2 separate regions of the Homo sapiens genome follow, and region 2 is linked to region 1. Evidence: chromatin loops called from intact Hi-C (ENCODE). Cell type or tissue: IMR-90. All regions are shown on one strand. Each heading gives the region's core, and the rest is flanking DNA. Links, peaks and the distances in the headings are about the cores only.

Region 1 (3,203 bases), core at 247-2,746:
CTTATTTAGGAACAGATCATCCCTGTCTTTTCTTACTCAGGCCTTGTTTGTAAGTCTGTAGTCAAGCTTTGCGGTTTTCTTTATGAACCCCTTGCCCTTTTCTTATTGTGTTGATTTCTAGGAACTGGATAGTTTGTTGTTACTGGAGGAGAATAATTTCTCTTTAACATTAGCTCAATGGTTGTTACTAGTGTAATGGAAAGCTATTGATTTTGTGTGTATGTGCATTCATCTTATATTGGGCTATCATTTGGAATGCCTGGTCTACAAGTGCACGCCACCCCACCTGGCTAATTCTTAATTTTTTTGTAGAGAAGGTGGGGTCGGGTAGATGGTCTCACTTTGTTGCACAGGCTGGTCTCCAACTCCTGGACTCAGGCAATCCTCCTGCCTCAGCCTTCCCGGGCTGTGATCTCCTTTTCTAAGAGTGATACTCCTTTTTCTTATACGTGTAATCTCTGAGGAAAGGGAGAAAAACGGGAGGCAGATGGTTGGGGTACAGGGGTAGAGAGACAGAGAGAGGAGGCGAAATGAGAAAGCTTGAACTCCTGATGTTGGGTGGGACAAGAATGAATTAAGTGGACTCCCTGGAGCTTAGCTGAGAGAAGGGTAATTGGAAAAGTCCAAGCAAGAGTCCATTTCCTATGTCAGAAAATTGTACAAGGTGTGGCCCTTTTCCTTTATTTCTAGTCTCTGCCCCAAGCATCAGAGGAGCTTTGAACGAAGGAGGGTGGGGCAAGCATGTGAGAGCAGACCACTCCCCACAGATCATTCTTTCCCCCCACTCCAAAGCTGGGCTTATCGGGGAGGGGAGTAGGAGATGATGCATCAGACACACTATCAGAGCCTTTGGGGCTGGGGCAATGGCTCATGCCTGTAATCCCAGCACTTTGGGAGGCCAAGGCAGGAGGATCGCTTGAACCCAGGAGTTCTAGATCAGCCTGGATAACAAAGGGAGATCCCACCTCTACAAAAAATATTTAAAAATTAGCTAGGAGTGGTGGCGTGTGCCTGTAGTCCCAGCTACTCGGGAGGCTGAGAGGAGAGAATTGTTTGAGCTTTGGGAGGTCGAGGCTGCAGTGAGCTGTGATCACACTGCTGCATTCCAACTTGGGCAACAGAGCAAGATCGTATCTCAAATAAAGGGGGTGGGGTGGGGGCACTTTGGGAAAGTTGAGGACATGAAAGCCACAGCGTTTGCTAGGGATGTCTCTTAAGGGTGGAAAAGGAAGGTTCCATAGAGAATGGTTGAAGGAAGAGACTGGAAAAATAATAAATTGGGGGTTTTTTTGGACATAATATTTAACCAGTTGCTTTTACAATGTCAACTGTATTTCTATCATCCCTGTTTTAGGAATGGTGCAATTAAGACCAGAGAAGACATTGTCATTTGGGGCGAAAGCCCATCTATCTCATCTTTGTAGAGACATCCCTCTCTGAGTCAGACTTGGATGTCGACTTTCATGGCACTGCCAGATCAGCAGCACCAGATAAAGCATATCAAGGACCTTGTTACTAAGACAGGCACTAGTGAAAATGGGGGCTGCCCCTGCAGCTACTCTATTGGGCCACTAGATAGCGCTTCTGCTTCGAGGAGGTAAAATGCTAAACCAAGCAATGGTGCTTTAGATGGTTTAAAGATAAGGAAGCAACTAACGGAAGTAATTTCCAGGGCAGGACTCTAAAAAGGCTATTTGGAAGAGAAGTACAGGTGCTCATTAGGTAGTGTGGAATGAATGTGATCTAGAAAATTGCTTACATTCCATAGGAAAAATTTACATTGCTAAACAAGGAAATTAAAAAGACACAATGAAATGCCACTTCATCCCTATTAGGATGGCTATTATATATAATATAATATAGATATTAAATGGAAAAATATATATTATTTATAATATATAAAATATATAATTTATAATATATTATTATATAATGTAATTATATTATATATTATTTATATTTATTGTTTTATATATATATAAAATGGAAAATAATTTAAGTGTTGGTTAGAGTGTGGAGAATTTGAAGCCCTGATTCGTTAGTGGTGGGAATTTCAAATGGTGCAGCCACTTTGAGAAACAGTTTGGTGGTTCTTCAAAAAGGAAACAGAAGTGACGTATGATCCACTCCTACGTATGTAAATATACCCCAAAGAATGGAAAGCAGGGACTCAGATATTTGTACACCAACATTCTTTCAGAAAACAGAAGCAACCCACGTGTTTATGAACAGATGAATGGATAAACAACATGTGGCATATACATGCAATGGAATATTATTCAGTCATACATGGAATGAAGTCCTAATACATGTTACAACATGGATGAACCTTGAAAACATGCTAAGCGAAATCAGCCAGGCACGAAGGGCTGCTGTATGATATCATTCCACTTATATGAGGTGCCTAAAATGGGCAAATTCATAGATACAGAAAGTAGAATAGAGGTTAAGAAAGCAGAGGCTGGGTGCGGTGGCTCACGACTGTAATCTCAGCACTTTGGGAGGCCGAGGCGGGCAGATCACTTGAGGTCAGGAGTTCGAGACCAGCCTGGCCAACATGGTGAAACCCTGTCTCTACTAAAAATACAAAAATTAGCCAGGGGTGCTGGTGCACGCCTATAATCCCAGCTACTTGGGAGGCTGAGGCAGGAGAATCACTTGAACCCAGGAGTTACAGGTTGCAGTGAGCCAAGATTGTGACATTGCACTCCATCCTGGGTGACAGAGTGAGAGGGAGACTCAGTTTAAAAAACAAACAAAAACAACAACAACAACAACAAAAAAACAGAAAGCAGAACGGATGTTGCCGAGGGAAAATGAAAAGATGTAGTTTAATAGGTACAGAGTTTGTTTGGGATGATGACAAAGTTCTGAAAATAGGCAGTGATCATGATTCATTGCACGTTATGAATGTACTTAATGCTACTGAACTGTATGCTAAAGAATAGTTAAATAGGCCAGGCACAGTGGCTCACGCCTGTAATCCCAGCACTTTGGGAGGCCGAGGCTGGCAGATCATCTGAAGTCAGAGTTCCAGACCAGCCTGGCAAAACTAATGTCTATACAAAAAATACAAAAATTAGCTGGGTGTGGTGGCGCCGGCCTGTAATCCCAGCCACTCGGGAGGCTGAGGCAGGAGAATCGCTTGAACCCGGGAGGCGGAGGTTGCAGTGAGCCGAGGTCGCGCCACTGCACTCCAGCCT
Region 2 (3,203 bases), core at 379-2,878, 210 kb after region 1:
CTGCAACCTCCGCCTCCTGGGCTCAAGAGAGCCCCCGACTTCAGCCTCCCCCCGAGTAGCTGGGACTACAGGCGCCCGCCACCACACCTGGCTAATTTTTGTATTTTTTGTAGAGACAGGGTTTTACCACATTGCCCAGGCTGGTCTTGAACTCCTGGGCTCAAGCAATTTGCCTGCCCTGGCCCCCCAAAGTGCTGGGATTACAGGTGTGAGCCACTACACGCAACCACCCCTCCTTTTTAATACAAGTGGCAGCATATTCTGCATACTCTCCTGTACCTTGATGTGTCTTGGCGATTGCTCCGTGTCAGTGTGAGAAGTAGTTATTCATTCATTTCTCCCCAGATGCCTGCACAACCTTCCTTATCAGGGCTGTACCTTAATTGGTTTAACTGCTTCTTCATTAATGGCTGTTCGAGTTGTCTCCAATCTGTTGCTGCAATAAATGACTTTCTCCTTACGTCATTTTACATGCTGAGGAATCTATCTGTAGGATAAATTCCTAGAAAAGTGTGGGTGAATGGGTGATGGCTGATGTGGATTTGTAAATCTGATGGACAGTGTGGAGTTTTCTGCCCTGAAGGCTTCTCCCATTTGCCATCCCACCAGCTGCGTGTGGAAGTGGGACTGGCCTCGTCTTGACACAGTGCTAGGAGCTAGATCCAGCTCGAGGTGTAGGAAGTTTGAAACCTTGGCCTGCAAAGAAGGTCTGAGATTATTTAACCCCGGGAATAAATGACCTAAGATAATCTTCTGGATTATTATAAGGTGTGTCTACCTTCTAAATAGTTATGTGGACTCCATACCATGTGCCCGACATAATGTCTATGGCTGGGGATACAGAGATGTAGAAAGCATGTTCTTATATTCCAGGAGCCCATAATTTGGTGGAAGAACCACAACTAATATTACAAAATACCAAGATCTTGGGCAAGACTGTCCTAATGAATAATCTCTCTTTTGTTGATGTATAGGAGTTAATTAATCTGAAATGTTTGGTTAGTGTGGTTTTAACCTGAGGAACTTGCTGAAAAACCAGAAGTGCCAATAATTAAATGCTCCTAACTCTTGGCTTGGCCCTGCTTCAAGAGTGACTGCTCAGTGCACCACAGTCCTCCCCTGAAAATGTCTAGATCTTTTTTAAGTAGTTCCCAAGTCATGCCAGAAACACATTGAAATATTGTAATTAGATTTTTTTCCTCCGTTGCCTCACTGGATAGGTGGCCAGGCACCTTGCTTTTGAGATTATATAGTCTCTCAAAGGAGTTGCTTACTGTGCGATCAAAACAGTTCCAGTTCCTGAGAACGAGGGGCAGAAAAGTGTTTGCTTTCCTGTGGCATGTCTGGAAAATCAGTAGTTGGTTATCTCTTGGCTTATAGAATGATCTTTTGGTCGCTGACTTCTTTGGGCAGTTGAGAATGTAGAAGGTTGGCTTTCTGGGTCTGATTCACTGCAGGCTTCGTTGCCCTGGTCTGTTTAGCAGAGCAGGAAACGTAACTCCTTGCCAAAAAACCATAAAATTGATGTGGTAGATTATGGGTCATTAATGGATAAGGAGATGGAAGACTGCCCACTTGGCTTGGAATGACGGGTGTGTTCCTTCCTCCCGTTAATCTCAGCTGACGTCCTGAATGGCCTTCCCTTGAGCAATCCTTCTTCCCCTGGCCAGTGAGCACCCTCTCATTTGTTTTATGATAGTTTCTTGTGGACACATCTTATCATTTCTTTTCCATTACAAGTAGGCTTAATGTAGTTCTCCTACTCGGAATTTATTTTTTTGTTTGTCTTCCAGATTTCAAAGCCATATGGCTAGAGATGAATATAAACCTTGATTTCAAGATGTTGAAATCTGAGTTATCTTAAATCTTACTGCTGCAGAGACAGGGGTTCTGGCCTTCTGAGCATTCGTTGTCTGAATCTCCAAACGTTACAGTTGCATGGGAAAGCAAGAGCATGGCATGAAACTATTCACTATGAACTGAGCCCTTATGAAATTATCTCTGCACACCAACTTCTCTGTTATATTGTAGAGGAGGAATTGGCAAACTTTTTCTGCACAGGTTTAGATGGTAAATATTTTCGGCTTTGTGAGCCATATGGTCTCTGTCTCAGCTGCTCAACCCTGTTGTGGTCATGCGGAAGCAGCTGTAAGACAATGCATAACCAGATGGGCATGGCTTCATTCCAATAAAACTGTATTTATAAAAACAAGCATCTTCCGGATTTGGCCCTCAAGCCTGTTCTAGAGTCTCTCCTTCCACAATAAACACTGTCTTTGCTGTCGCTTCTCAATTATGGACGTTGACAGAAGAGGTTCTGATACAGTTAGACCAATAATTGAAGAAAGAAATGAACAAGTTGATAAAATTATAGCCTCTTCCAATGAGAAGGATTTAAATATCAAGGATTAAGATAGTCCTTTGGGAAAACACTTTTCTTGTTTTAATTTTTAGTTTTAGTTTTTTAGAAGCGGGGTCTTGCCATATTGCCCGGGCTGGTCTTGAACTCCTGGGCTCAAGCAATTCTCCTTCCTTAGCCTTCCTAATAGCTAGGACTACAGGCATGCATCACTGTGCCCGGCTTTTTCAAATATTTTTGAAGAGCCTTCTTTAGGATCCACTGCAAAAGTCCAATGTGTCCAACGTTGGTGTCAGAGCATGTTAGCAGCAATTTTGTTGAGACAATTAGCACAAAACAAATCATTCTGTGATTCATGCTTGGTTCATTTTTGGAATCAGCATGTAATTGCATTGTAATTTAAATACTAAAAATATCTAGCATAAAATAAGTTTATATTCCAAGATAAAGCCTCAATCAAACAAAATATGTTTTCAAGTAATATTCACTGTAATTTTTTTCCTCCATTTTAAGTAGGGCCTTTTCCAAGCACAAATTATGCTGAGATAATAGGGACCCTAGTACTTTTAGAGCTGATCAAGGGTGGGAAAGAATTGACTCAGAAGGCCACATTTCAGTTCTCTCTGTGTTTGTAGGTCTTACTACATCTTCAGAGAGGGAGTTTGGCCCCTGGGTCTGCTGAAATCTTCATTTGAAATATCCAGGCCAGGAGTGGGTGGAGGATTGGGTTGGGTTGTACAAAAAGGCCGCAGTGTTTTCAACTGCTTGGTTACTAATTATCAACCTTTGAGGCCTGGGACGTTTTCTGAGCCCGCTTTACTTTGTCTGCCCTGCTCAGTTTCCT

Evidence for each region. Peaks named below come from ENCODE experiments on the same cell type or tissue, not always from the same donor. Only the 100,000 strongest peaks of a DNase experiment are listed, where the experiment ranks them.
Region 2: a loop joins it to region 1, with 4 times the contacts of the local background. A loop is called at or near these places in 13 of 110 quality-filtered maps.

Annotation. Positions count from the first base shown.
Region 1 is chr12:119,900,593-119,903,795 of GRCh38, reverse strand. No RefSeq gene overlaps it. Among named protein-coding and RNA genes, the nearest start is that of CIT, 25 kb to the right of the region's middle. In IMR-90, for the core only: a CTCF peak has its summit at 1,570 (motif pointing right); a DNase peak (open chromatin) is centred at 1,585; H3K27me3 peaks cover 143 bases.
Region 2 is chr12:119,691,547-119,694,749 of GRCh38, reverse strand. All of the region lies in intron 46 of CIT (citron rho-interacting serine/threonine kinase), which reads left to right. Among named protein-coding and RNA genes, the nearest start is that of MIR1178, 21 kb to the left of the region's middle. In IMR-90, for the core only: no CTCF peak of the experiment used is centred there; a DNase peak (open chromatin) is centred at 1,589; H3K27ac peaks cover 613 bases.